2 separate regions of the Homo sapiens genome follow, and region 1 is linked to region 2. Evidence: read pairs that join two places in POLR2A ChIA-PET (ENCODE). Cell type or tissue: K562. All regions are shown on one strand. Each heading gives the region's core, and the rest is flanking DNA. Links, peaks and the distances in the headings are about the cores only. Region 1 overlaps CDH13 (cadherin 13). Region 2 has its middle 15 kb from the start of MLYCD.

Region 1 (16,191 bases), core at 8,068-13,067, 110 kb after region 2:
CAATAAAACTTTATTTACAAAAATGGGCAGTAGACCAGATTTGGTCTGTGTCTTAGAGTTTGCTGACCCTGCTTTAAAGAAACATCAAAGAGATTCTACCAGCTGATTTCCTTGCTCCCAAAATTCTTGTAAGGACTATGGCTGAGTTAGGAAGTTATGTACTTTAATAGCTAATTTCAGGCCTGGCGTGGTGGCTCACGCCTGTAATCCCAGCACTTCGGGAGGCTGAGGTGGGTGGATCACTTGAGGTCAGGAGTTTCAGACCAGCCTGGCCAACATGGCGAAACCCTGTCTCTACTAAAAATACAAAAAAATTAGCTGGGCGTGGTGGCAGGTGCCTGTAATCCCAGCTACTTCAGAGGCTGAGGCAGGAGAATCACTTGAACCTGGGAGGCAGAAGTTGCAGTGAGCCAAAATCGCGCCCTTGCACTCCAGCCTGGGTGACAGAGCAAGACTCAGTCTTAAAACAAAACAGACAAACAAAAAAAAAGAAAGCTACTAATTTCAGTGTTTTTTGAAATCACCCTCCTCCTTCTCCAATCCTTGCTTAAGGGTTTAAGCTCACTTCTGTGCAGCCTCTTCTCAATGTCATATAAATGGTAGCACACGTGGGTCGGCCACTTTGATGTCTGCTTTTATGCATTTGAGTGGTTGGGCACTGGTGGTTACCTGTTCCTGCTACCTCTGACCCAGATTCTTACATGTCTTATTATGTCCATCCCTTTTTGGTTAGGAAGAATGTCTTGGACTAGGTATATAATAAAACGTAAATCATGACATTTGGCAGGCATCTCTAACATTTAAATGAACAATATTAGAAAATCTTATGCCTTTTACACATGACCAGACCAAGTGTGTTTTTGAAGGTAAGTGGTAACACCTGTTTTTAACTGTTTTTTGGGGGCTGAAACTACTGTCTTTGTACAGCAAACCATTGGAGTGTCAACTGAATACTTTCCAGCTACACAAGGAGATCCAGAGTTTCACTGTGGGAATAATTTCGACTTTACACACAGGTGCCCCTACTTACAGTGAGATACAATCATCAGATGCTAGATGGGATGGCTCCCCTTAGACGAGCACATAAAGCACATTTGGTATTTCACAGCTAGTGTACCTGTGCCTGTCTTTTATCAATGATACCAACTGTGAAGCAATTCTTTAGGGATTATCAGGCAATTCTGCCTTAGATTAACTTGACCCAAGAGCTCAGTTGAGAGATGAGAAGTGGGAAATCCTTGGCAACCTGCTGATGATTGTCATCTGTAGATCAGGAGTCTCAAAGTGAGGACCACAAGAAAATCCCTTGTTGGTAAGAAAAAAATACTGCCAAGTCTTTTTTTTTTAATCTAAAAAAAAAAATTCAATGTTTACTAATACTTAATATATGGGGAGTGTTGGTAGCAGAATGTGTATTATTATAAAAATATTGTATAAAAATAACCAAACACTGGGCTTTGAGCTAGAGGCCCCTGTCACCTGGGATGTTGATGCCATAGGTTGGATGGGCCTGGAAATCTGTATTTTAACAAGCAGGTGCACAGCGGCTCTGGTCTCCATTTAAAACACTCATTTCCAGTCCCGAGTAGCTGAACCGTGAGCAGGGTCCTGCAGTGCCTTTGTTCTTCAAAGAGATGTCACGGAGTGAGGCTTTGATGTTCAGAAATTGGATTTACAGAGGGCAATGTGTGATGTAACCCCCTTAATTGTCTACTTTCTGGGTACACACACGTGCGTGCACACAAACATACATGTACGTGTGTATATGCATTCCCACTACACACACATAGAATTTTTATCTCTTTGCAATCACATAGGAAGTACTGCTCTCCGATTTATCCAAACTCTGTTATTCTTGAGTTCCAGTTGCTCCTGGATCTCTGCAGGTGTTGTTTTTTGCTCTGTCGCTTAGGCTGGAGTGCAGTGGTGTGATCTCGGCTCACTGCAACCTCTGCCTGGCAGGTTCAAGCGATTCTCCTGCCTCAGCCTCCCGAGTAGCTGGGATTATAGGTGCTTGCCACCACGCCTGGCTAATTTTTGTATTTTTAGTGGAGACGGGGTTTGGCCATGTTGGCCAGGCTGGTCTTGAACTCCTGACCTCAAGTGATCTGCCTGCCTTGGCCTCCCAAAGTGCTGGGATTACAGGGGTGAGCCACCGCACCTAGCTGCAAGCATTGCTTGTAGAGCAGTGGCTTCTAAGTGCTGGTCTTTGGGCAGTGCTGGGCTTGTGGTCTGTCTGGCGCTCACTCCAGAAGCTGGTGGAAAACGTAGATCTCTTACTGTAGTAGCGTTGGTCATAGTAAATGATTCGAATGTGTCTGCTGATAAGGGAATCCACTGCACCGTATTCAAATGACAGGATCCTCCAGCAGGAGGAGTAAATGGAGCAGAGCGGGGTTCAGCCAAGGAACGCTGTGGGCTGACTCTAACCTCAAGTCCGTGTTTGGATAGCTCCCAGGCAAAGAAGGGTTTTCACGTTTTTAAAGGGTGGTACAAAAGACAGAAACAAACAAACAAACAAACAATAAAGATGAATATGTGACAGAGACTAATATGGCCCACAAAGCCACCTGGCCCTTTACAGAAAAAGTTTGCTGAACGCTGAATTAGAGCAACGTGGATGGACCTTGTGAATGTAACACAGGTAGGAAGAAAAGTAAGTCGCAGAATGGTATGCCCAATATAATATGAATTACAGGAGGTTTTACAAACTGCACAAAATAGAACTGTATGTGTCATGTGTGAATGTGTGTGAGTGAGTGTATGTGTCAGTTTGTGTGTAGTAAAAGGATAAAACATCTGGACACACACATGAATAGCTAATTCATGGTAGCTATTGTTTCTGAGGAGAGAGAACAGAAAATAAAATTGGGCAGAGAAACATAGGCAATTTTACCTTTGCCTGTAATATTTTACTTTCTGAAGAAAGAGAAAGGAAGGAGCTGGGTGTGGTGGCTCACACCTGTAATCCTAGCACTTTGGGAGGCCGAGGCAGGCAGATTACCTGAGGTCAGGGGTTTGAGACCAGCCTGGACAACATGGTGAAACCTCGTCTCTACTAAAAATACAAAAATTAGCCGGGCATGGTGGTGCATGCCTGTAATCCTAGCTACCTGGGAGGCTGAGGCAGGAGAATCACTTGAACCCGGGAGACGGAGGTTGCAGTAAGCTGAGATGACGCCACTGTACTTCAGCCTGGGCGACAGAGTGAGACTCTGTCTCAAAAAAATAAATAAATAAGTAAACAAATAAAGGAAAAAAAGAAAAGAAAGACAAAGGAAAGAAGAAAAAAAGAACAAAAGAAAAGAGGGAGAAATATGTTTCCTTTCATTTATCCATCTGTCTGTCCATGCGTCCATTCATTACCATTCCCCAACGCCCTATTCCTCAAGCTCAAGTCGTAATCTAGAGCACAAATGAAAGTTTCTAGGGCACTGAGCTCAGGAATTCGTAGTTTGAAAATGTTTCCTAAGTGGTTCTGACGTGCAGCAGCATTTAGGAACTACCACTGCAATTAACACGTTGCTCTTATCACACAGTGGCAATTGTGTACGGCAAGCCAATGAGAAGCTCAGGCCAAATTTAGTGTCAGTTAACTCCATCCCCAACTCTTCCTAGTTGGTTTCTCTTCCTTGTCAAGTTTAACTTCCTGTCTGGTTCACATTTTAATTCTGTAAGCTTCTGAAACACTTTCTGGAAAGTTGGTGCTATAGAAATTCTCATACTGGATGTGTTCTGTCATCTCACCGTACCCTCCTCTCTGGAGGAGGGATGGTGCCAGGTTTTCTGGCACCATCGGTAGCAAACATCTTCACACTTGTATTCTTAACTTTACTCTCCTCCACCTGTTTCCTATTGAGTTGTGAACCGAAGGAACCAGCACGTCTTTAGGGTGGGGACAAGATTGGAGGACACTGTTAGAATGTCCAGGAGCCTGTACCTAAACGTTGGAGTCACTCACCAGGACGGTCCTGATTTCCCAGTGTCTTCGGACCACCTGGTGAGGCTTTAAAATGGACAAATGTCTAAGCTGCCCTTCCAGCCATAGGGTAGGGCTCAGGTATGGGTAGCTACTTTTAAAAGTTCCCCAGGTGCTTCTGTTGTGCAGCCAGACTTGAGATCCACCACCATCTCCCCAGCTGATACTATGCAAGAGTGACTTGCAGGTTGCTAGTGATGACTCAGCAAACCAGGCCCCAGACAGCATACCCTCACGAAGGGAACATTCCTACACTCTAGAAATCTAGGTCTAGGATATCTGTCAGCAAAGCAAGGGGGCAAACAAGCATAATGTGTTGCTATAAATTCATGGTATCTGCTATGCTCTGAAGTTTGTGCCCCTCCAAAGTTTATATGCTGAAACCTGATCCCCAAGGTGATGGTACTACGAGGGTGGGCCTTTGGGAAATTAGTGGGTCAGGAAGTCAGTGTCCTCATGGATGGGATGGGATGAGATGCCCCAGAGAGCTGCCTTGCCTCTCCCATCATGTGAAAATGCAGGGAGAAGGCGCCATATGTGAACCAGAATGTGGGCTTTCACTAGACAATGAATCTGCCAGCATCTTATTCTTGGACTTCTCAGCCTCCAGAACCATGAGCAATACATCTCTGTTATTTATAAGCCACCCAGTTTATGGTATTTTGTTATAGTAGCCCGAATGGACTAAGACAGTATACAAACTCCTCTGGACCACCCCTGCTCAACGTTTAGCCCAATTGCTGTACAGCCGAATTATCTGTGCTTTGACAAGGTTTCCTAATTTCTTCTCAGTCCCCACTCCCATCTCTAACCCTTCATCTGAAATTGTCTCTGCTTTACAGAAAAGACTCAGGAGAAGCCTCCGAGGGGTGGCCTCTTGATTTCTATTTTCTCTCTCTCTTTGCAGAAGATAAAGTTAGAAAGCCAGTGAGATAATCGAGGTTAAGTGACATTAGTACCTGAGACAGGAGGGTGGAGGCAGGGATGGATGGAAAGTGTTGGACCCTTAGACTCTGTTGGGCTTTGCAGTGGGAAGACCAGGAAGGAGACATGGAGATGATGGTGATGATGATGGTGGTGGTACAGTCATCAGAGACAAGTCAGGCAGAGGGGCAGGTCAGGAGGGGAAGATGATATGTTCGCTTTCAGAAATGCCCAGTCTGAAGGGCCAGTGAAATGCTATAATGGCTTCTTGTTTCCTTTTTTTTTTTTTTTTTGAGACAGAGCCTTGCTCTGTCACCCAGGTTGGAGATCAATGGCATGATCTTGGCTCACTGCAACCTCCGCCTCCCGGGTTCAAGTGATTCTGCTGCCTCAGCCTCCCGAGTAGCTGGGACTACAGGCATGTGCCACCATGGCTGGCTAATTTTTGTATTTTTAGTAGACACAAGGTTTCACCATGTTGGCCAGACTGGTCTTGAACTCCTGATCTCAGATGATCCACCCACCTCGACCTCCCAAAGTGGTGGGATTATAGGTGTGAGCCACCGTGCCTGGCCCTTCATTTTTCCTTCTACTCACAGGACTCTGGTCTTGCACAGAGCTTTATATACGTGAATGTCCAATGTTGTACTATGTGATTTCCTGGCAGCTCACCACTGTCAGTAGGATAAAAAACCTTCTGTTTTCTTTTTCTGTCAATTTCCCAACTTCCTAATTCACAATTACACCGATACGTTCTCAAAAGGTAAATTGCAAGGCCCAAAAGGCTTTTGGATGGTAACAGTTATATATGAATAACGGCTAAAGTTAACATTGGACTAGTATTTCATAAATAAGGAATATCTGAGACATGTATTTATTAATTTTATCCTCACATCTATACTACTTGGCATAATAATTCATTTGTTAAAAACAATGTTTCATGATATTATAGTCATTATTACTAGCCAGTGAAAAAACAGTGTAAATTATGCATTTATCATTTTCCCTGCAGCCCACCCTCCATCCATAAATTCTCACGACTATTCTCAGAAAGTCTCATAATATCTGTTTTAACCTTGCAAAAGATTATTCTGCATAATGTAGAGAGAAACAGGCCTCTGATAGACTAGTTAACTAATCTGGGCGCATTTTCATTAGCTCAAGTTGAGTGGCAGCTGTAGGAAGTTTTGCTTACCACCTAGTTTGCAGGCTAGCAATGAACACCTTTGCACAATCCCTCAGACTGGCTGGCAGGGATTGTTAAGATGCCTTTAAACATCAGTGGGAGCACTTTTACATATAACATGTTCTATCATACAGACATACACTAAAGATGAATGATTCTTCTGGGAAACATCTTCTTGGAAAGGTATATGGGAAAATGCTGGCTTCACGAACCCAGTGAAGTTACAATTTCCTGTTTGTGCATGCACTGGAGTTAGGTCAACTTACAAGCTAAGCTGAAGAGGCTGAGGAGCAGGACTGAGGGCAGGCTGAAGCGCAGGGCCCCTGCCGCGTTGCAGTCCACTTTGGAATTCCTGCAGGAGCACACTTGTACCCTGAGATCTGTGATATTCGTCATGGGTGGTTTCCCTGAATCTGTCACCATGATGGGCAGGTTGTAGTTTGCTTTGTTCAGATTTTGAAGAAGGCTTACCAGGGCGTGTGTATCTGTAAAGGCAAGGAGGGTTCTGGTGAGAGTGGATGAGACTTTTTCCAATAAAAGAGTGAGGTTTTGGTGATGAAAGTCACACCAAACAGGCATTGCATTTTCATTTATAATTGTGCGAATGCTTACATTTAAATTCATTAACATCAAGTGAAAATACCAGTTCAGATCCTCAGTGGCACCTGCCACATTCCAAGTGCCCAGAAGCCACACATGGCTGCTGGCTCCTGTAATGAACAACACAGAGACAGAGTGTTTCCATCACCAGAGTTCTGTGCCTCGGCGCGATTATAATCAGTTTCAAGGAGAGCTCCTTTCATGAAGATGATTGATTACCAAGAACTCCTCCCTGCAAATTTATTACACGAAAAAGCCATCTTGACAAAGACTGCGTTCCACATCTAGAAAGCTAAGGTGAAAATCCACCTGCTCTCAATGTGGGCAGGACCCTAATGTGTTATCATGGAGATGGGTTCTATAGCCTACATTTTTTGTCTTTAGTTTTTTTTTTTTTTTTTTCGAGACAGGGTCTCACTCTGTTGCCCAGCCTGGAGTGCAGTGGTGCAATCTTGGCTCATTGCAACCTCCGCATCCTGGGTTCAAATGATTCTCCTGCCTTAGCCTCCCGAGTAGCTGGGATTACAGGCACACACTACCATGCCCAGCTAATTTTTGTATATTTAGTACTGATGGGGTTTCACCATATTGGCCATGCTGGTCTCAAACTCCTGACCTCAGGTGATCTGCCTGCCTCGGCCTCCCAAAATGCTGGGATTACAGGTGTGAGCCACTGAGTCCAGCCTTGTTTTTGTTTTTTTTGATCAATCCTCTGTCCACAGCTCTACATTTGGGTGGGAACCCGCAACATAGAGACTGGATCTTTAAGCTTCCCCTCCACTTCCCTGATGTCATGTGCGGTGGCAATAGCCACCATCACCCAGGCCCCTGGGTGACACTTGGCAGTGGCTGCACCAGCTGGCCTATTCTTTAGCCTTGAGATAAAGTCACTCACATGATTAGGGTCATATGTATTTTTAAGTGCCCCTTTCTGGGAATAAACAGGGCTAAATATTCAGAAAAAAAAACTGTGAGACAACAAAATCATTTAGAAGGCATTTATCTATTAGGTAAAACCAGGAGAAAAAACAAGAGAGTAATGACAGGGAAATAAAAATACATGAAGCATGATCATTACCAGAAGGTGACAGGAGCAGCAATGACTAATGTGATGCTCACCTAGTGAGATGGCAGATTAAATCAAACAGCATTTTCCCATCTTCCTTTAGTAGAGGATACAATCTTTTTTTTTTTCTTCTTTTTTTTTTTAATTGAAGTTCCGGGGTACATGAGCAGGATGTGCAGGTTTGTTACATAGGTAAACATGTGCCATGGTGATTTGCTGCACAAATCATCCCATCACCTAGGTATTAAGCCCCACATGCACTGGCTATTTATCCTGATGCTCACCCCCCTCTGCACGCCCCCAAAAAAGAAACTCTTGAATGAGAAAGTTCCAATTGGAAAGAACTGGAGATGATTATTCAAATAGGCTATAGCCATAAAAACTAGCAAATAAAACACTAACCCCTCAAACAAGAGAAGGTCTGTTTTAATTAAAAATAATCAGTATAACAGAATTCATTATTTAAAAAGCAATAAAATAGACAAACAGGCAAATAGAATCAATAACAAGCAAAAGGCACTAAAAAAATGAGATATGAGATAGGGCTATAACAATAGATATGAGATTTTTAAATAGAAAATGTTATGCACAATTGTACAATACATTTGCAAAACCTAATGAAATGCGTAATTCTCTGTCTCCCTCAAAAGTTCTACCACTGACATAAGAAGTGGGAACCCTGACGGGGTCAACAGCAGGATAAGTATATTATTGAAGACATAGTGTCTAATGTCTTTCTTTTTCTTTTTTCTTTTACTTTATTGGAAGACAAGGTGAACTTGGTAGTTAGTTTACATTTGGGGAAGAAAGTGGGTGAGATTGTGGATATAGGGATACTCCATATTAATATGTTGGTGTTTCAGTCTTAATAAGGCAAGTGATAGAAGTTGGGTTAAGTTTTGAATTCCACCTGCCTATGTGGAAGGACTTGTGGGAGGAGACATTGCTTGCAAGTTTTATAAAGGAGAAAGAAGATGCATGGAAGAAGACATCAAAGTCAATGGTGGCCAAGGATTTGAAAAAAAACCCAAGGTCATCATTAAACCAAGTCAAGTCTGAGGAGGTCTGCAGCGTACTATGGAAGGTTGGAGGTTGAAGACTATAAAGATTCTTATCCTAGCACTTCTCTTTCCTTTAGTCTTTTATGACAGCAGGTACACCACGAAAAGCCTCTCCAATGCGCTGGTGAAAGTTAATGTTAACACAGTTCTCTGTCTCTGAGACTGGAAAGACAGCTGAGCCAAGAGATAGCTGGGGAGAAGCAGAGACTCCTATCTTTTCAAGGTCTGAGACTGGGCAGGTTGGCCAATATTCTTTGTAAGCTAGTTACAAACAAAGAATCTGTGGAGTTTAATTAAAAGAAAAAAGGAAGAGAAAGAGGAAGAACAAAGAATCACAGTCTTGTGGCTGGGAACTCTGGGATGGCAGAAACTACAGATTAGTTAAGAGAAAGTTCACTATTGGGTGATGGGGATAGTAAAAGCCTAGATTTCACCACTATGCAATGTATGTATGTAAAAACCTGCAGTTGTGCCCCCTAAATATATGAAAATTTTAAAGATAGAATATTGGAGTTATACTAAATAGTGTATGTAGCAGACAGGTTAGGATATACAACACAGGGTGTACAGTATAGAAAATATCAGAGAGGAAGCAGAAGAGAAAATGTCTGTGTTTGAAACAGATATTCAATATTTTTATAAATTGCATTTGTTTGTTGGTGGGAAAATTCTCAGTATTTATAATATGCCAATAACTTAAAATGAACCAAATGAGAATACTTGAGAGAACAGTAGAGAAACAGCATTTTGGGAAAGAGAAAATAAACTGAAAGCTGGAAGAATAGGCAGAAATGCTTTAGCCAGACTTACTGTTGATCTTGGAGATCTTCCAGACTTTATCAGGAACAGCTTGTTTGTGGATTTCAAATTTGAAAGGATCTGTATTCGGGTGAAGATCCTTATCTGATGCTCCCAAAATGACTACACTGAGGTTTTTGGCATCATCACAGACTTCAGCTACTGTGGGGTAAATGAACGGGGCATTGTCATTCACGTCCTCCAGGGTTATCAGCAAAGTCCCAGTGCCCGTAGCGGGAGGGTTGCCTGTGGGAAAAAGGGAAGATGTTGGTATGCAACTGGTATATGCGAGAGCAATTTACCATAGCACTTTTTGCATTGTAAACTTAGTATATTTTGCAGTTATTTTATTTTTTGAGACAGGGTCTCACTCTATCGCCCAGACTGGAATGCAGTGGTGCGATCATGGCTCACTGCAGCCACAACCTCCTGGGCTCAAGCAATCCTACCACCTCAGTATCCCAAGTAGCTGGGACCACAGGTGCACGCCACCACACCTGGCTAACTTTATTTTTTTAGCATTTACATCTAAGAGGATAATTTTTGTATTTTTTGTAGAGACGGTGTCTCACTATGTTACCCAGGCTGATTTCAAACTCCTGGCGTCAAGCAATCATCCTGCCTCAGACACCAAAAGTGTTGTGATCACAGGCGTGAGCCACCATGCCCAGCCCATTTCTCAGTTGTTATTAATAGTTGCAAACAAGACTAACAATAATAGATTTTTTTGGTATAAAGTTTAGTGGTTTACAAAGCCCTTTATCATATATAAGACTTTTTTTTTTTTTTTTTTTTTTTTTTTTTTTTGAGATGGAGTCTCGCGCTGTCGCCCGGGCTGGAGTGCAATGGCGCAATCTCGACTCACTGCAACCTCCGCCTCCCGGGTTCAAGCGATTCCCCTGCCTCAGCCTCCCGAGTAGCTGGGACTACAGGCACCTGCCATCATGCCCGGCTAATTTTTTTGTAGTTTTAGTACAGATGGGGTTTCGCTATGTTGGCCAGGCTGGTCTCAAACTCCTGACCTCGTGATCCGCCTGCCTAGGCCTCCCAAAGTGCTGGGAATACAGGCATGAGCCACCGCATCCGGCCTTAAGACTTCTGATTGAAGTTCTTTAGGCTTAATACTTTACCCTTAGAATACTAAGCTTCTGACACACACTAAAAAGTCATTCTCACACACTGAAATCTATTCAAAGAATGGAGATAAATATGACTTTTCCTCACTTATCAAATTAAATCTTTTACATAAGTAGCCAGGTATTCACACATGTTGGTGGCAGGGGGAGGACGGAGTCTCCGTGAGAGATGGCCATGGTTTCACTGCTGTAGCTCTACTCTAACTGAGGAGTTGACTAAAGAGGGAAAGATTAAATCCAAGACATTTTCTTCTGGGGGTGAAAAAGAGTCTCAGATGGCTGATGGTGCCACTGGGGGCTGGGATGGCTGACCCTGCTGGACAGGACAGATTTAGAAAGCTGGGTTAGTGATGAGAAATGAGATCACTAGCTGGCTACAGGGGCATAGAAGCAATCATCATATAATCTTTGGACCTTATTTTTAAAGCCTTGTTTTTTTCCTGATATTTCAGCTACTTCCTGAAATGTTTTTCATTTTAGGAAATACTATTTTAAGATAATGGCCCTCATAATCACCAATCTAATAATGTCTTTCTTTCTTTTTTTTTTTTGGTGAGTCTCACTCTGTCACCCAGGCTGGAGTGCAGTGGTGTGGTCTCGGCTTACTGCAACCTCTGCCTCCTCGGTTCAAGTGATTCTCATGCCTCAGCCACCCAAGTAGCTGGGATTACAGGTGTGCAACACAATGTCCAGCTAATTTTTGTATTTTTAGTAGAGATGGGATTTCACCACGTTGGTCAGTCTGGTCTCAAACGCCTGACTTCAAGTGATCCACCTGCCTCGGCCTCCCAATGTGTTGGGATTACAGGCATGAGCCATTGTGCCCAGCCCTAATAATGTATTTCACTTAAACATTAAACAATGTTAATAAAACTCAGCTTGCCTTCATTTTTCTCTGAGTTCATCTTTAATCATTTGTGCATTAGAGGTTTGCTCTTGGGACAAACCATTTGTTAGTAGTTTCTAATTTTCTGCAAGAAAGGTTAGAGCCAAATTCATAGGTCACACATTTTAAGTATACAGATTTGCCTTATTCCCAAAATAATTTGAAGCACCTCTAAAATTACAGCACCATAATTTTATACAGTAGTACAATCGTTTCTTGGCCTCTTGGCTAAGATGAAGTACAGATCTGTTCTTATCAGTTTAATAAACTAATACTATACAGTACTAATCTAACCTATGGCTTTCTTTTATTTTTCTAATCCTTATTTTCACTTAGCCAGATTTCCAAGTATAATTTTATTTTCTCTTGTACTATATTTATGTTTTGAAACGCATATTAAGTTTGCAGTTAGGCTATCAGGTTACACGGGGGTTAGAAGGGTAGTGAGTATTTGAAGTTGGCATACAGGACGCAGGCAAGTCCTAGCAAAGAAGCAAGGAGACCTCTTTAGATGCAGACAGCTTATTACTTAGACAGTAGAAGCAGGCGTGGGCATGATGGCCTTGGCGCAGGTCATGGCAGAATAAAAGGGAATGGACAACTGCAACAGAAAGAAGGGATGTTGCAGTAGAGCCAACTCCAAGCTGCTTCTCAGCAGTTTTACAGCAGCAGCTGTGTCCTGAGAGGGGCAGGCAGAAAGCCCCCGCACCTCACAGAACCCGGAAGGCAATGAGAAACTGGCTGGGGGACCGCAGGGTGTTCTGCCAAGACTCAGCGCAGCTGCAGGTCATACCCTCCCCATGTGGCTCTACATGCAAAGTCATGGGGTGCCGTGGTGGAGCTGCTCCTCCAGAGCTGAGGGCACTGAGGATGGCATGGGCTCCTGGAGGGCCTTGAGTAGCATCACAAGGGACCTGTACCAATTCTACAGAGTGCACGAGGCCACCAGAGGCTTTCCGGAAAGGCAGTGATCCAGGAACAATCTGATCTGACTTATCTTCAGAAAGCACACGATTGGATTGATAGGAAATGTGAGACCCTGCAGGCAGGCGGACCAGCCATGGATGAAGAGAGGCATGATGTGTGCAGCTCGAGCAGGAAAGCAGTGTCTTTTCTTGGTGATCAAGCACTCAGATGAGGCTGCCCGAAGAGCAGAGTGCAGTGGGAAGTGGGAAGACCAGCGGTTCAGTCTTGATTGTGCTAACGACCCCTTGAATTCAATGCACCTGTGCAGCTTGGCGGAAGTGCCCAGGCTGAGTTAGGGGTTGGGAAGTCATCAACACATAGATGGCTTTGAAACTTCTCTAACAAAGTGGTTACCCAGGGTGAAAGTTCAGAATGCCAGAGGGGTGGAATACGGAATCCTGAGAGACCCCAAAGTTTAAAGAGCAGATGCTAGTTTTGCAGGAGAGAATTGGAAGAGGAGTCAATGACCCATAATTAAATGTGTCATGACCCCTACGAGGATAAGAAGTGAAGAGAAGTAACCGGATTTTGTAAGGAGAATGTTACTGGTGACACTTTTGGAAGAGGTTTCTGTTAACGGGGAAAAAACCAGCTTAAAGGAAGCTGAGCAGTGAGTCATGAAGAAGTGCGAGCCGATACTCTTTAGCGGGGCTGGTGGAAATTTAAATATATCAACACCCAAAGACAGCTACAGAGTAAACATTCAAATAAATGTCTGCTAAAATAGCAACACAAATGCAATTGATCATTTGAAGGATGGCTATTTCTAATGGTGGCATATCATCAACTTTCGTTAGAGCGCAAACTCAAAAGAAATGCATAATTACTTTGAAGTTGGTTTTTCACTGTCAGTTTTAGTCATTTAGTTAAATTTCTTTACTGAAAAATTATTTTTCTCTTTTTATTGAACTAATTGAATATCTCGGAAGAATCCATTATGTTTTTTCACTCTGAATATATTATGAAGACAAGTCATTTGGTAGAATGGATGAGAAGGCGTTATGAGCATTTGAAATACGGCCATAAGAATTGGCCTTTTGTGAACTTAAGTATACTACTGTCTTCAATTTCCTATGTGTTATTCCCAGGCCAGGCTGGTGATGTCTTTTTCTGAAGTTAGTAAGATGAGTTTGTTACTTTGGGCGATGAGTTAAAGACAAGATTCACAAAATCCTGAGGGAAAGAGCCTCTCTCAGTTTCTATGCACGGGATAGAGAAAAATCACATCCAAAATTCAGGTGAAATTCAAAATTTCAAAATTCCTCACAAGCCCATTTGGCTCCAATCATTTCTGGGGCCCAGGAAATATAGGGGCTTCTAAGTATTCTCTAGATTTTCAGCAAAAATCCCTCACCCCTCTGTTCCTCTTTCCATCAGCAGCCTCCACCACCATGGAACCACTCATAACCAAGAATCAAAACCAAGGCACAGTGAAGACGGGGTCCCTCCTTTATGAATTTTCTCTTTCTTTTCTTTTACTTCTTTCTTTTTTCTTTTTTTTTATTTTTGAGACAGAGCGTCTCGCTCTGTCTCCCAGGCTGCAGTGCAGTGTGGCACGATCTTGGCTCATAAGCCACCACTCCTGGCCGGAATTTTCTCTTTCAATAGGGAAAACAGGTCAATTTGAGCAAAACACCCAGAAATGGAGCTAGAATGGGACTCCCTCTTTGCAGCTCCCTTCTGGAGGGAGCCCAGGGGCCATGTTCTCATGGTAGCCATTTTAAGGATCAGAGAAGTCTAACTTCTAAACATGTGGGGGTCTGGCTGAGTTTGTAGGGGCTTCTGTCTTTATAATGTTAGGAGCTGTAAGGACTGCTGACAGATGAACCATTCCAGCTTTCAGGTCTTCAACGTGGTTGGGAGGTGAGTTTCCAATTGGGAATCTGCTGAAGGTCATGGCCCCTGCCTCCAGAGAAACGCACCTGCATTCAGAAATATACCTGAAGAGTCCACAGACACGCAGATTGCAAGCCCAGGCTTGGTGCAAGATCAGAGCAGAAGATCTGAGGCCAATTCATTGTAGGTATGGTGAGGCTGAGGTCCAGAGAGATTTAGGACAGGCTCAAATGGACACCGTGAGTGTCAGGCCTCCTTCTCTAGAGCAAGCATTAACCTATACTTTCTCCACCAGAATTTTTATTACATAGCTTGAGTCTTACAGGCTCTCATTTTAACCATGAAAGCAAGCTATAATCCCTAAACCATAATTCCAGGTTATTATTATTACTATTTACAGCTTCCTTCTTATGAGCTGTTCTTTTCATTGTGGTGAAATATACATAACATAAAATTGACAATTTTTAACCACTTTGAAGTGTACAGTTCAGTGGTGTTAAGTACATTCAAATTGTTGTGGGAACATCACCACCATTCATCTCCAGAACTTTCTCACCATGCAAAACTGAAACTCTGACCCATTAAACACCAAGTCCCCATTCCCCTTCCCCTGGCCCCTGGCAGCCACCATTCCACTCCTTGTCTCTATGAATCTGACGACTCTGGGGAACCCATGTAAGTGGAATTTTTTATTTTTTTTTCACAAATAAATGGTAGGCCGGGTGTGGTGGCTCAGGTCTATAATCCTAGCACTCTGGGAGGCTGAAGTGGGCAGATCACTTGAGGTCAGGAGTTTGACACTGGCCTGGCCAACATGGCGAAACCCTGTCTCTACTAAAAATACAAAAAATTAGCTGGGCATGATGGCACGTGCCTGTAATCCCAGCTACTCTGGAGGCTGAGGCAGGAGAATCGCTTGAACCCAAGAGGCAGAGGTTGCAGTGAGCTGAGACTGCACCACTGCACTCCAGCCTGGGCAGCAGAGCAAGACTCTGTCTCAAAGAAAAAAAAAAAGAAATGGCATTTGACTAGGTCATTCTAAATGTATTTGAGATTCTTAGCTTCCTGTTCCTATTTTGCTTGCTGGAAATGACTATGACAGCCTGTGTCATAGTCAGGCTGGGTACCCAAGGAATCATCATTTCCAGCTAGCATAGTCATAGTTGTCCCTGTAGTAGGACAATAGGCAGGATAGGCGCTGGGACCAATGTCCTAGGCTTGCTGGTATCACCGGCCATGCACAGTAAAATAGCATTTACTATTTCTGTAGGACGAATAGCTCAGTAGCCGAAAATGATTATAGAGTTGAGTAGATCTTTTTCAGAGATAACAGCAGGGGGCTGGGCTCCACATGGGGACAGTCTGTGCTGATGGAGGTTTGTGAAGCAGAAATGAGACCCCAGAGCTGAGGCCTCGTCTTCCAGCTACAAGACCATGCCAGGCAGGGAAGGGGGAGGGATAAGGATGGAGAGAAAGGAGGAAGCTTGGGAGCAGGACCTTATTATAGAAATGGGCCTCTGTGGGGTAGTGGTTTAGAGCCTCATGACTGGGGAACAGTGTTGGAGCCTGTGGCTCAGCCACCAGGAGAATCACCATATACTAATGCTCACCCTGGGTTTGAGGCAAGGCTAGAAGAACTTCCTTACCTCCTAAGGATAGATAGGCTTGACCAAGAGGGCCATAACCTTCCCCTGTGCTGGACTACACTTTAGATGGGCTTCTTTCAGACTCTAGAGCCCTGATATGGTTTGGC
Region 2 (15,467 bases), core at 1-5,000:
TTTTCTATTTTTAGTAGAGACGGGGTTTCTCCATGTTGGCCAGGCTGGTTTCAAACTCATGATGTCAGGTGATCTGCCCACCTTGGCCTCCCAAAGTAATGGGATTACAGGCATGAGCCATCACACCCAGCCAAGATGGAGTCTTTTAACACAACATCTCAGACTCAAGCTGAGAAAGGTGGTACCTATCAACAAGTTTGAGAACTTCTAGATGCTTCATTTTCTAAACTCTGAAAGACAGAAGTCCAGGTAAGACTTAGAGAATGGTAAGCAGCCACGAGGGACTTCTATGCTGTCTGAAGAGGGTGCCAGGAGGCAGAGGCTCCAACCTTGACCATAGGGAGTCAGGGTTGAGGTGGGGAGGCCTGAGTAAAGAGAAGCGGAATGGGGATCAGACTGACAAGGCTCCTAGTTACTGGTCTGTGGTTGGCAGAAAGATGTACCCCCAGATATGTCCACGTCCCCATCCCTGGAATCTATGAATATGTTACGTTGCATGGCAAAGGGAAATTAAGGCAGCAGATAGAATTAAGGTTGCTAATCAGCTGACGTGGAGATGGGGAGACTGTCTTGGATGATCTGGGTGTAACAAGGAGGTGGAAAAGTCAGATTCAGGGAAAAATGTGAGGATTATATGCTGCTAAGATGTGGGGGGTGGGTAGGTGCCGGAAGCCACTGCAGGTTGTCTCTAGAAGCTGGGAAAGGCAAGGAAACAGAGGCTCCCTCAGAGGCTCCGGAAGGAACGAAGCCCTGCTAACACCTAGATTTCAGCCCAGTGAGATCTGTGTTGGATTTCTGACATCCAGAACTGTAACAAAATAAATCTGTGTTGTTTGAAGCCGCTGAACTTGTGGTCATTTGTTACAGCAGCCACAGGAAACTCATACATCTTTCAAGGCTGGCTTTGTTTGCTCCAAAAGGAAATGCAAAGGGGAAAGTAATACTTTGTATCAAGCTCTGGACTCTATGAATAGTAATCATAACTAATGCTTGGTATTGCTCTTACTAAGTACTACGCGTCATCCTAAGTGCTTCACATAAACCCATTCATTGAACTTTCCCAACTCTGTAAGGTAGATACTATTTTTATCTGCATTTTTCACTGATAGGGTAACTGAGGCACAAAGAGGTTGTGTAACTTGTTCGAGGCTGCCCAGGCAGTCTGGCTGCAGCATCCCTGCAACACGCTGCCATGCTTGTGTTTGGTGACTCGAAAGATGGGTTTCTTTCAAGTAAGACATGCAGCCCTTCTAGATATGGTAGAGCAAAACTGTGGAGGCAAATCTGTTGGGAGAGCAAGCTCACAATTTCTGACTTAATAACTATAATAAATACAAGTCACTCTCTTCTTGGTAACTCAGTGTCCTCACCAAACCCAAACTGGCGTGAAATTATTGGAGATAAATCCATGTTGTATGGGATGCACTTTGTCATGCTCCTGGGGGCTCCCGCATTGACACAGAGGCTCACTTGTTACCGTGGAGCAAGTCAGCTTCTGCATCGGGCAGTGTGGGTTGAAATCCTGGCTTGTTGGTTTATTAGCTGTGAAACTCCAAGCAATCTACTTTACCTCTCTGAGCTTAAGTTTCCTCTTCAACAAAACAAAACAAAACAAAAAAACTCTTCCTTCAAGGGTTGGCACTTCAGTGACAGGAGGAAAAATATGAGTGTTACAGGAGGCAGAAAGAAATTATTTAGGTAGACAGGGTAAAGACAGTCCCCAGCAGAAAACTTTCCTTCTAACAAAAAGCAACTCAGAAATAGCTCCCTTTCAGGCCAGGTGCAGTGGCTCATGCCTGTAATCCCAGCACTTTGGGAAGCCGATGTGGGCGGATCACCTGAGGTCAGGAGTTCAAGACCAGCCTGGCCAACATGATGAAACCCTGTCTCTACAAAAAAACCCCATAAAAATTAGCTGGGCATGATGGCAGGTACCTGTAGTCCCAGCTACTTGGGAGGCTAAGGGAGGTGGATCACTTGAACCCAGGAGGTGGAGGTTGCAGTGAGCCAAAATCACACCATGGCCCTCCAGCCTGGGCGACAAAGCAAGACCCTGTCTCAGGAAAAAAAAAAAAAAAAAAGGGCTGGGCGCAGTGGCTCACGCCTGTAATCGCAGCACTCTGTGAGGCCGAGGCAGGTGGATCACTTGAGGTCAGGAGTTCGAGACCAGCCTGGCCAACATGGTGAAACCCTATCTCTACAAAAAATACAAAAATTAGCTGGCCGTGGTGTAGCTGTAATTCCAGCTACTCAGGAAGCTAAGGCACAAGAATTGCTTGAACCTAGCGGGGCGGAGGTTGCAGTGAACAGAGATCACGCCACTGTACTCCAGCCTGGGTGATAGAGTGAGACTCGGTCTCAAAAAAAAACAAAAAAAAAAAACAAAAAAAAAAACAAACGAAAAAAACAATTAGCTCTGTTTCTAACATCATGCAGTTCAAATAAATCACTTCTCTTCTAACAAGCAGGCTGAATGATCAAGCTGTAAAACACAGATAAGACAGCTCAAGCATAGAAGAGGGCAGAGTCTCCTGGGTAATCACCAAACTTCACACTCATACAATGGGCCTCAGTGAAACAGTGGGCCTTAATAAGCACATTCCTTTCCTTTAGGCACACTAAGTAAGATATGGAGCTAAAAGTGGATTGGGGTTGTGGGGGATGTCTACCGCCGCAAGATGCTGCCTGGGAACAGACACAGAAACTCTCCCTCGCAGATAAGCAACACAGACTAAGAGTTGGCCTAGGTGGTTAGGGAATGGGGTGAGAGCTGATAAAAAATCTCTGGTCTATACAGATAGCACACCTGGTCACAACTAAATCGTTGGGCTCTAGGAGTAGAAGACATCCCCTCCTCACTAGCCCGTTATAAAAACCCTGACATTTTTACTACCACCTGGCAACCCGCTCCGGACCCCTCTCCATGATACAGAGCTGTTCTTTCCTTTTGCCTGTTAAACTCCTGCTCCAAACTCACTGTATATGTGTGTGTGTGTGTGTGTGTGTGTGTGTGTGTGTGTGTGTGTCTGCAGCCTGGATCTCCTTGCCTGTGAGACCAAGAACATTGATACTTATCCCATACAACGAGGCTGCTTCTTAAGGAAACACTCACTAAATGTATTTCCACCTCTTGTCTGGTTCTGTAATTGAGGACAGTGGTTAAGTGGTCAGGGGAGAGACACTGAGTCTCCTTTCCTTCCTGTTCATTCTGTGTCCATTCCTAGATCCATCACTTGCTTGCTGTAACAGTAGGCAAGGTACTTAATCTCTCTAGTCTCAACTTCCTAATCTGTAAAATGGGCATGCTGGTGACAGCATCTCCCTCTAACTTCCTTAGAGCAGTTGTGGAAAATTAATTGGGATATTTTATGTAAACTTCTTGAAACAGTGCTGGGGACCCAGGGACCCAGTGGTGTTAGTCCTCCTGCTTATCAGAGATGAGAAGAAGGGAAGGGAGTCGAAGACCCTTCAGCTGAGGTGGGGAGAAGAGTATGTGATGCTGTGGTCAGGGATGACCAATAAGAGACCTTGTGGGAGACAATGGCTCATAGGACTGAGAGGGGAGAGCTGAGCTGGACAGGGACGGGCTTCCGGGTCAGAGATCCAAGCATGTCCAAGCATGGAGGGTGGGCGGCTGCAGCGTCAGCTAAGCCTGTAAGGACAGCCAGCAGCCCACACAATGGTGGTCATGCAAAGGACGAGAGAACAGCAGTGCAGTCTTTGTCTTCCTCCCTCCTTCTGAATTCCCCGCTGATGTCTGTGTCAGCTTTCACTCATCTGGTGGCCGTATGTTGCCACGTGAAAAATATTGAGTTACAAGACATTATACCATGATGCTATTTTAATTTTTTTAGAAAAGCACTCTGAAAGAAGGTTCACCAAAATGTGAACAGAAGTTATTTCTGGGCGATGGGTTTTTTAAAACTGTCTTTTAAACATATTTTTGAGTTGCCTGGGTTTTTTAAATTACAACGAGCATGCATAACTTTTAATAATAAGAACGAGTCATATTTTTTCCCATTTCCATTTTGGATAAGAAAAAGAACCTATATTTATCTAGCATCATAAGATGTTATGAATCGACGCATCTTCCAGCAAGCCAAGTTTTATCTTTATTAGATGCAATTCAATGCCATGAACATTTGGGGCGCAATGACTCCGTGCCAGCTGTTGGCCCTGGTGTTACAAGAACAAATAAAGCACAATTCCTGCTTTTAAAGAGCTCAGAGTGTCGAGCAATGACTTCTGTTCTGTGTTTATAAAAGCTCACAATTTCTGATTTAATATCTATAATAAATACAAGTCAATATCTTCTTGATAACTCAGTGTCCTCACCAAACCCGAGTTAGTGTGAAACTGTTTGTTGGGAATAAATCCGTATTGTACGGGATGCACTTCGTCATGCTCCTGGGGGCTCCTGCGTTGACACAGTGGGTCACTTATTGCTTAGACTAAGTGGTCTTGGACTGTTATGATTTTCTTGCTACTCAGTAAATAATAATGACGTACTTTCCCTCCTGAACACTGACTACATGTTAGGCACGGTGCTAAACTTTGACATGTATGATCACATTTTATTCTCAGAGTAACCCATGAAGGATGGGCTTTACTCTGTTGTCAGTCTTACAGATGAGAAAACTAAGGCTCAGATAGGTTAAGTAACTTGCCTAAGGTCACACAGCTAGTCAGTGGACATGCCAAGACTTGAACCAATTTCCGGCCGATTCCAAGGCCTAAGACGTTCATCTCCAACCTACGCACCGTTCTGTGCTCAAGCTATGTTTGCGTGTTATAGCACATTTTAGGTTCCAAAGAATTTGGAATTTTCCTAGAATCAATTCTTGTCCCACGTGTTCTTCTACAATCTCGCCAATTCCCCATCAGAGGGTGGAACCTAACTCTCTTCCCCTGAATCTGGGTGGGCTTGTTTGGTAGCTGAGGATTTCACCGCTCAGGTCTCCCTTCAAGAAAAGAGTTACTTTTCAGCTGTAAGTGTGGTCTGCACCTGTTAGCACCACCAGGGTGTGTCTTCGCCTTCAAGCCAAGGCCACTCTCTTTCTGGACAGTCTCAGCCAATGACTAAGCAGGGCAGGGGTCTAGGGCCTGGCTGTTTCTGTTCATCATGGGACTCTTTGTCCCAGAGCATGAAGTGGGTTGGCCAAGACCCTGTCTGATCTATGCTGCCACCTGAGACTCTCCTGCACCATCCCGTGTCCCCTCCTTTCCCTTTACAGCTGTTAGAGCCACACTGTGTCCTGAAGGCCTTTCCAGCCTCCTTCTGCTTCCTCCTCCCGTTCTCTGTCTCAGGTATGACTCCCAATCAACTTCTTGACTCCTAACTCCCATCTCGGTGTCTGCTTCCCAGGGGACGCATCTGACACAGCCTTTTGCTTGCTTGTGACAAACAGAACATTGCAGAAGTGATGCTGCGTGACCTCCAGGATAAAGCTATAAAAGGCAATGCAGCTTGCACATTGTTTGCTAGAACCCTCACTCTTGAAGCTTTCAGCTACCACTTAATAAGCAGTAAGCTCAGCTCCCCTGAGGATGCCACACTGTGAGGAAGCCGAAAGTAGCCCACATGAAGAGACCACGTGGAGAGGCCCTGAGAGAGAGAGAGAGAGAGAGAGACTGATCAGCCCTCATGAACTCCAATTCCTTGGGATTCTACTTCCAGCCATCATTGGACTAAGACCACACGAGAGACCCTAAGCCTAACTCATCCTGAATTCCTGATCCACTGAGACCCTGAGAGACAAAATATTGTTGTTTTAAGTCACTAAGTTTTGGGCTGATTGGTTACCGAGCAATAAATAGCTGGCACAAGTACCATGTGGGCTGTGGTATGTGAGCGTGGGGCCTGTCATTTTTCATAATCCTTCTGCAGCTTTACTATTCTGTGGGAGCTCAGCATAGTAGGTGTTCCATTCGCATTTGTTACCGTTTTGTATGCTCAGTGAGATTACAGATACGGGCCAGTTCCGAGCTGCCTGGAAATACATATGTAGCAATTTAAACATTTCCTTTCTAATTAAATTGTGATGAGAATCCATTCTAAGACGCCCTCCCAATATTTGTGGATAAGAAAAACAGAGGGTGCTTCTGAGGTTTAGGATTAATATTATGAGACTATGAAACTCAAAATTATGAGACCCCTCATGCTAAATAAGCAGAAATGACTGTGCATGAGATACTGGCTCCTGGCCAGTCTCAACATAGTTATAAAGACATATTCAATCAGTGCCAAGGAAAGAGAAGTCATCCTTGTATCTCCTTAGCCCATCCCAAATCTTTACACAGGCTATGACATTGATTCCGAGCTGGGCAGACTTGGGTTTGAATCCCATCTTTACCCATGTAAATGTAACTTGGTTTGTAAAACTGTTGGCAGAATCCACTAAAGCTGAACATATGCATTCCTATGTCCCAGCAGCTCCCTCCAAGGTATATACCAAACATGAATATATATGTATATTCACCAAAATACATGTTTTGCGGTGGGCAGGGCTGTGCAAACCTACCCCAAAGTGCAAGGAAGCCAAGAAGCCTAAGAAAAAGGCTGACAAATCCAGTGTCTTAGTAAGAAACATTTAATAGGGACTTAGGAACAGAAGACATGTCTGTGTCTTGGGTGGCAGTGGGACAAGATGGTGGATCCCTGTGCCACTGCTGCTGAGATCCAGGGCTTATACACCATAGGGGAGGGGTAGTTCTGAAGGGTTGTGTGGGACAATTGAAGTACTACAACATCAGCGTTGCCTGGCTAAGGGCAGGATTCATGGCAAGGACCTGGTCTCACACAAGGAACAATAGATACACTTGAAATCTTAAAGACCTTCCCAGAACAGGGGTTAATCACAAGCCAACGTGGTAGACTAGCATCCAAGATAGAGTCGGTTTGGCTTCCACAGACATGCACTAGAATGTTCATGGTAGCCCAGGGTTTAAAAGCCCAGATCTGGATACTATCCAAATGTCCGTTGTGTTAGTTTTATATTGCTACATAACAAATTGCCACAAAATTAACAGATTAAAACAACACATATTTTTGACCTCACGGTTTCTGTGAATCAGGAGTTAGGTCGTGGACTCTGCTTCCGAATCTCACAAAGCTGCAGTCCATGCAGGCTGCTGTACACAATACCACAGACTGGGTGGCTTATAAACAATAGAAATTTATTGCTCACAGTTATGGAGGCTGAGGAATCCAATATCGAGGCAGCTGCAGACTCGGTGTGTAATGAGGGTCCACTTTCTGGTTCATAGATGGCAACTACTAGCTGTGTCCCTACATGGTGGAAGGGATAAGGGGTCTCTTTCGGGCCTCTTTTATAAGGACGCTGATCCCATTCATGAAGGCTCCACCCTCATGACCTCATCACCTCCCAAAGACCCCATTTCCTAATACCATCACCTTGGGGGTTAGGATTTCATATGTTGGAATCCTATTGTAAACACAATTGCAAGGTGTCTGCTAGGCAGTAGTCTCATTTCCAGGTTCAGCAGGTGTAGGGTCCACTTCCAAGTTCACATGTGCTTGGCAGAATTCAGTTCCTTGTGGCTATAAAACTGACGGCCTCAGTTTCTTTCTGGATGTGAACTGGAGGCCGCCTTCACTTCCTTGCCACAGGGGCCTCCCCAACATGCCACTTGCTCTAACAAGGCCTGCAAGGGGGAAAGTGCTCTTGAAAGGTGGAGGTCACAGTCCTGTGTAATGTAACTGTGAGTGGATTCCATCATACCCACTGTATTCTATTGGTTAGAATCACATCACACACTCCGCCTACTCTCACATCCATCAATGGCAAAATGCATAAATAAAGCATGGCACGTTCACACGGTGGAGCAGTCCAAGGCAACGAGAATGAAGTCTCAACCTACACAGCCATAGGATGCATCTCCAAACAGATGATGGTGTGAAGGTGGCCAGACACAAGAGAGCCTATTCTGTGTGATATCATGATATAAAGTTCAAAAATTGTCAAAACCTCTGCTGTCAGGGGTCAGGACAGTAGTTACTTGGGATGCAGTTAGTGACTGGGACCATGCACACCTTGCCTATTGGATGAGAGGCAGCTCAAGGCCCTCTCGCTCTCCCAGCTCATGTGTGAGAGAAGAACCAGCAGGGGCTGAGAAGCAGCTCTGAACCTTGTTTCCGGCTTCAGAACCAAGTGTCTAGCTCTGATCCAATCGGCTGTGGCCAGAGGCAGTTCCTTCCAAAGGCAGTGGGAACTGATACACCATATAAATGGCTCTAATGGGCCATGCGTGGTGACTCACACCTGTAATCCCAGCATTTTGGGAGGCCAAGGCAGGCAGATCACCTGAGGTCAGGAGTTCAAGATCAGCCTGGCCAACATGGTGAAACCCCGTCTCTACTAAAAATACAAAAATTAGCCAGGTGTAGTGGCAGGCACCTGTAATCCCAGCTACTCAGGAGGCTGAGGCAGGAGAATCACTTGAACCCAAGAGGCGGAGTTTGCAGTGAGCTGACATCGTACCACTGTATTCCGGCCTGGGCGACACAGTGAGACTCCTTCTCAGGAAAAAAAAAAAAAAAAAAAGGCTCCAATGACAGCCCCCAAAACTTCCCATTTCACATTTGTTAGCCGCCAAGCCTACGCCAGCTTTGCCCACCCTTTCAGGGGCTTTGATGAAACCATCATTGCTCTGTCTTCTCTTCTTGGGAGACAGCGGCAGGTGGCTGATCCCTGGTCATCTGCACAGGGTGTGGACAGCAAGAACTCAGTGCCCTGTGCTCTCCCTGGTGCCCGGCTTTGGAGCTGGCAGGGAAGTGCTTGCACCATGGTACAGGGACATTAGTCTGCGGAATGGATATCATTTCTGACAGACGCAGGACAAGGAGAAACAGATTTGCCCCTAGAGCTGAAAGTTTAATTTCAGCTGTAGGCTTTCTCCAAATGGAATGAGAGATGGCAGGAGTGAAAAGCAAAACTAACAACAGTGGGCATTCTCTTTTCTCCATCACACCCTCTGTGTTTTCAATGGCCAAAGCACATGGCTGCCCCCCAGAAAGGGCATCAGTTCAGTCACAGAAATGGTGGTGTTCAGCTGCTGCCTGAATGCTTTTTGTGAAATCCGACACCACTGCATCACTCTCCTGCTCAAAGCTTTTCAACACTCTCTCTCGGCTGTCAGCAGTGGCTGGTGCCTCCAGCATTTTGGGTTTCAAGCAGTTATGAGTTTTATCCCAAATAACTGGGTACTGTTAAAAGTTAACACATGGCTGTTTGTAGGGGATTTAAACTTTTTTGTAATTGGAGTGAACTTCTGAAAGGCAAACGTTAGAATGTTTCTAGGTACTAGCACAAATGGTGAACAGCCAATGTCCATCAACAGGAGAATGATAAATTGCGGTATGTTCATTGAATGGACTACTACACAGCAATAAAAAAGAACAAGTGACCAGTACACACGACATGGACGGATCTCATAAACACGATGATAAGTAAAGGAAAACAGACAGACAGACTATGCACCGTGTGTTCCACTGACATGAAAGGAAAGATGAAGGAAAACTAATCTATGATGATCAACGTCGGAACAGTGACTGCATCTGTAGGAGGTGTGTGCATTTACAGGGAAGGGAGCCTTCTGAGGTGCTGGGAAAATTCTTTATTTTTATGTGAGTGGATTACACAGATCTGTATCTATGTAAAAACCATAGAACTGTATGCTTAAGATTTGGACACTGTAGCTCCATAAAGAATAGGTTTGAAGTTATCCACGTTAATAACCACATCATTCTTGGCCAGGTGTGGTGGCTCACACCTGTAATCCCAGCATTTTGAGAGGCCAAGACAGGTGGATCACTTGATGCCAGGAGTTCGAGACCAACCTGGCCAACATGGTGAAACCCCGTCTCTACTAAAAATACAAAAAAATTGCCAGGTATGGTGGCAGGCGCCTGTAGTCCCAGCTACTCAGGAGGCTGAGGCAGGAGAATGGCGTGAACCCAGGAGGCGGAGCTTGCAGTGAGCCAAGATCGCGCCACTGCACTCCAACCTGGGCAACAGAGCAAGACTCCATCTCAAAAACAAAACAAAACAAAACAAAACAAAACAAAACAACAAAAAAACCCCCACATCACTCTTGGCCAAGTGTAGTGGCTCACATCTGTAATCCCAGCACTTTGAGAGGCCAAGGCAGGTGGATCACTTGAGGCCAGGAGTTCGAGGCCAACCTGGCCAACATGGTGAAACCCCATCTCTACTAAAAATACAAAAATTAGCTGGGTGTGGTGCCTCACACCTGTAATCCCAGCTACTTGGGAGGCTGAGGCAGGAGAATCGCTTGAACCCGGGGACAGAGGTTGAAGTGAGCCGGGATTGCGCCACTACATTCCAGCCTGGGCAATAGAGCAAGACTCTATCTCAAATAAACAAAAACAAACCATGTCACTCTCATTTGCTTTTTTTTTTTTTTTTTTTTTTTTGAGACAGGGTCTGACTCTATCATCCAGGCTGGAGTGCAGTGGAATGATCATAGCTCACTGCAGCCTTGAGCTCCCGGGCTTAAGCAAACCTCCTGCCTCAGCCTCTCGAGCAGACGAGACTACAGGTGTGTGCCACCACATGTGGTAAATTTTTTGTATTTCTTTGTAGAGATGCGGTTTTGCCACATTGCCAGGAACTGTAGTCGGAAGGCTGGGGAGGGAGGGGCCCGGCATAATGAGCTTTGTGAGGAACAAGGCGTTTTCTCCAGGTCAATGGTTTCAGCGGTTTAAGAGAGGAATGGACAGTACTCCATACTCAGTACCACCCAGCAGGCACTCCAGTTGGACGCAGTTCCAAGTACACTAATTCTAGCTTTACTCCGTCTTCTTCTCATCCTCCAAAAGTTTTTCAAAACGCAAGTGAGAGCTGGGCACATTAGCTCACTCCTGTAATCCCAGCACTCTGGGAGGCTGAAGCGGGCAGATCACCTGAACTCAAGAGTTTGAGACCAGCCTGGCCAACATGGTGAAACCCCGTCTCTACTAAAAGTACAAAAATTAGGCAGGCGTGGTGGCAGGAGTCTGTAATTCCAGTTACTCAGGAGGCTGAGGGAGGAGAGTCGCTTGAACCTGGGAGGGTTCAAGCTTGCAGTGAGCTGAAATGGCACCACTGCTCTCCAGCCTGGGTGACGGGGCGAGACTTTGTCTCAAAAACAACAAAAAAGTAGATGTGAACTCCCCTTAGAAGACGGTTATGGGTACAAAAGTCTCCTTTTATATATATTTTTACAAACACCATTGTAGGGAAAAGAAAGAGCCATGAGACTGTTACTGTGTCTATGTAGAAAAGGAAGACGTTAGAAACTCCATTTTGACCTGTACCCCGAACAACTGCTTTGCCCTGAGATGCTGCTAATCTGTAACTTTGCCCCAACCTTGAGCTCACAGAAACATATGTTGTATGGAATCAAGGTTTAAGGGATCTAGGGCTGTGCAGGGTGTGCCTTGTTAATAAAATGTTTACAGGCAGTATGCTTGGTAAAAGTCATTGCCATCCTCCACTCTCGATAAACCAGGGGCATGATGCACTGTGGAAAGCCACAGGGACCTCTGCCCAGGAAAGCCTGGTATTGTCCAAGGTTTATCCCCACGTGATAGCCTGAGATATGGCCTCGTGGGATGGGAAAGACCTGACCATCCCCCAGCCCGACACCCGTGAAGGGTCTGTGCTGAGGAGGATTAGTAAAAGAGGAAAGCCTCTTGCAGTTGAGATAAGAGGAAGGCCTCTGTCTCCTGCCTGCCCCTGGGAAGTGAATGTCTTGGTATTAAACCCGATTGTACATTTGTTCAATTCTGAGATAGGAGAAAAACTGTCCTATGGTGGGAGGCGAGACATGTTGGCAGCAATGCTACTCTGTTATTCTTTACTCCACTGAGATGTTTGGCTGGAGAGAAGCATAAATCTGGCCTACGTGCACATCCAGGCGTAGTACCTTCCCTTGGACTTACTTGTGACACAGATTCCTTTGCTCAAAAGTTTTCTTGCTGACCTTCTCCCCACTATCACCCTGTTCTCCTGCCGCATTCCCCTTGCTGAGACAGTGAAAATAGTAATCAGTAAATGCTAAGGGAACTCAGAGACCGGTGTCGGTGCAGGTCCTCCGGATGCTGAGCGCCGGTCCCCTGGGCCCACTGTTCTTTCTCTATACTTTGTCTCTGTGTCTTAATTCTTTTCTCAGTATCTCGTCCCACCCGACGAGAAATACCCACAGGTGTGGAGGGGCTGGCCCCCTTCACAGCATCCTGGAAGATTCTTACACATAAGAGAGTTTAAGAACCACCAGTTTAGAGGCAACATGCATCCCATATTTAATTTTTACTAGTTCTTAATAAATATTTGGAGCAAAATCCACAAGTTCCAGCAGAGGGGGATGTTACTGCATGAGAGGAAAAATCTTTAGCAGGAAACGAATTTAATAAGCCCCACATTCCAACACTGGAAAATGAAGACGCTTCCTTTTGAGACGAAGATATCCACCTGTGAAAGGGTTTTCCCACCACCTATCCCTCTTAGAGACCTCAGATGAGGATCAAGGCAGTCTGTAGAACAAATGCTGGCTGATGACTGTGTTTATGTTCCAAGAATTTGGGAATTTGTCAAAGCACAATATTGTTAAATTAATACAATCTTTGTCTGTAAGGGGTCTGGGGGAAATTATTTTGACAACTATTGTGGGCCAAGTATGCCTCTTTTTTTTCTTCTCTCTTTTTTTTTTTTTTGAGTCGCAGTCTCGCTCTGTCGCCTAGACTGGAGTCTAGTAGGGCAATCTCGGCTCACTGCAAGCTCCGCCTCCCAGGTTCACGCCATTCTCCTGCCTCAGCCTCCCGAGTAGCTGGGACTACAGGTGCCCGCCGCCACGCCCAGCTAATTTTTTGTATTTTTAGTAGAGACGGGGTTTCACCATGTTAGCCAGGATGGTCTCGATCTCCTGACCTCGTGATCCGCCCGCCTCGGCCTCCCAAAGTGCTGGGATTACAGGCGTGAGCCACTGCGCCCGGCCCAAGTATGCTTCTTGTTCTACGTTGGTTCACTTTCATTGTTGGGCTTGGCACTCTTGAAGAAGCCATGAATGAAGCTGTACATTTCTCAATCCCCAGATGAAATGAAAAATTATTGCAAGGAGCCTTCACTCTTAGACTCAATTTACCCTCATGTTTCTGCATCTTTACAGACGAGGCTTGTTCCCTGGATGCAGACTTGAAGAGGTGGAAATTTTAACTAGAAGAGGGAAAGAAACGGACATTTATTCAGCAGCCTCCTTGTGTGAGCAACTTGTACATTATCTCCTCTAATCCTCAACCACACTGCAAAGCCTAGATTAATGTCTCTATTTTAGACAGAGGGTAACTTAGGATCAGAGGACGTAGGAAACTTGCCCAGATCATACAGGGTAGCAAGAGCCTGAATCAAGATCTGGACCTTGGTCCAGGTGACTCAGTAGAAAGAAAAAGAAAGAACCATCTTGATACCCTATCACCTACACAAGAGAAGGTCTACTGCTTTTAGCCAAAAGGATGGAAATGTGACCAAAGAAATACCATGTGCGTTAGCTGAAGATAAGGCCCAGTTGCCCCTCGAAGCACAGCCCGGAGAGTGAGCTTGTGGGGGCTGCCCTGCTGGGGAGCTGACACACCGAATCTGACCCTGAGGATCACAATGACTTTCTTCCTTGGCTCTGTTTTACTCTTTCTGCCAAAGGTCTTCGTAGCAGGCGGTACAATGCCCCTCCTAACGATGTCTACATCTGAATCCCTAGAATCTGTGAATATGACACCTGACATGGAAAAAGGGACTTTGCAGATGTGACTGACTTAAGGACCTGGGATGGGGAGATGACCCTGGATTCTCTGGGTGGGCCACCACAGCAGTCCTTGTACGGGGAAGGCAGGAGTTAGAGAAGGAGATGAGATGATGTAAGTAGAAATTAGAGTGATGCGGGGTCATGAGCCAAGGAATGCGGTGGCTTCTGCGGGTGGAAAGGCAAGGAAGTGATTCTCTCCTGGAGCCTCCAGGAGTATAACCCTGCTGACCCTTCGATTTCAGTCCACTGGGAGCCATGTTGGACTTCCTACCTCTAGAACTGTGAAATAATCACTATGTTGTTTTAAGATATAAAGGTCGGGGCTGGGCTCACGCCTGTAATCCCAGCACTTTGGGAGGCCGAGGCGGGCAGATCACGAGGTCAGGAGATTGAGACCATCTTGGCCAACTTGGTGAAACCCCATCTCTACTAAAAATACAAAAATTAGCTGGGTGTGGTGGCACATGCCTGTAATTCCAGTTACTCAGGAGGCTGAGACAGGAGAATTGCTTGAACTGGGGAGTCAGCGGTTGCAGTGAGCCGAGATCACGCCACAGCACTTGGGCAACAGAGTGAGACTCCCTCTCAAAAAAAAAAAAAAAAGATACAAAGGTCATAATAATTTGTTACAGCAGCAAGGGGAAACTGATACAGTCTCCAAACATTTTTGATTGTACCCCTCAGCAAAACATTTTCACTCATTAGCAAAAAATTTTCTATGGCACAAATTCATCATGTATATTATAGAGCAAACACAAACAGAAATTGAAAAGGATAAAGAGGATACAACAAATGTTTTGAAATGCATTTTTGTATGTATTAATGTACTAACAGTATAAAATCCTTGTGGTTATCACTAAAATTATTTGCAATAAATAGTGTTAATAAATATTTAATCAGAGTGAAGAATTGAACTTGTTTCATTATATTTTAAACTCTTTAACATTTTTTGAGACTATAATTTAAGGAACTGACTCTAAAGTTCCATAGTTTGTTTTTTGAGAAGGAGTCTTGCTCTGTTGCCCAAGCTGGAGTGCAGTGGCACCATCTTGGCTCATTGCAACCTCTGCCTCCTGGGTTTAAGCAACTCTCGAGCCTCAGTCTCCTGGGGTAGCTGGTATTACAGGCATGCACCACCACACCTGCCTAATGCTTTTATATTTTTAGTAGAGATGAGGTTTTGCCATGATGGCCAGGCTGGTCTCGAACTCCTGATCTCAAGTGATCTGTCATCCTTGCCCTCCCAAAGTGCTGGGATTACAGGCGTGAGCCACTGTGCCTAGCCAGGTTCCATAGAGTTGAATACATGCTTTGAAAGTCTATCATAACTGGAAAATATTCCACACAAATGCTTGAGGCTTGGTGCAGAAGCAGCTAATGATATTCATTTTTCAATCCCAACTGCCAATTATGCACAGATTTTTGTTGACATCTGGCTAGTAAATTTCCATGTTTCCTAATCTTGATGTTGTTCTTGCAAACTAATTGGAAGGTGCTCCCTTTTGATATTTTTAACAAGTGGGTTCAAAACCCACTAAAACTGTTTACTTGAAAGATATTGTAAATGGTTAGAATAGCTCATTTCCAAGATTTTAGGCATGCAGCTTTGAGCACTTTTATAAATGATACATTTAAATGTTTTTTGGGGG

The links. Peaks named below come from ENCODE experiments on the same cell type or tissue, not always from the same donor. Only the 100,000 strongest peaks of a DNase experiment are listed, where the experiment ranks them.
Region 1: POLR2A ChIA-PET joins it to region 2 with 5 read pairs; 2 of 35 experiments call an interaction of 5 or more read pairs at or near these places.

Annotation. Positions count from the first base shown.
Region 1 is chr16:83,773,637-83,789,827 of GRCh38, reverse strand. CDH13 (cadherin 13) reads right to left here. Exons shown (of 14, transcript NM_001257.5): 12 at 9,627-9,860; 13 at 6,356-6,574. It also overlaps the pseudogene LOC124903810. Among named protein-coding and RNA genes, the nearest start is that of CEDORA, 8.8 kb to the right of the region's middle. In K562, for the core only: no CTCF peak of the experiment used is centred there; no DNase peak of the experiment used is centred there; H3K27me3 peaks cover 866 bases.
Region 2 is chr16:83,875,971-83,891,437 of GRCh38, reverse strand. No RefSeq gene overlaps it. Among named protein-coding and RNA genes, the nearest start is that of MLYCD, 15 kb to the left of the region's middle. RefSeq lists a silencer at 12,674-12,832. In K562, for the core only: a CTCF peak has its summit at 4,144; a DNase peak (open chromatin) is centred at 2,627; H3K27me3 peaks cover 1,666 bases.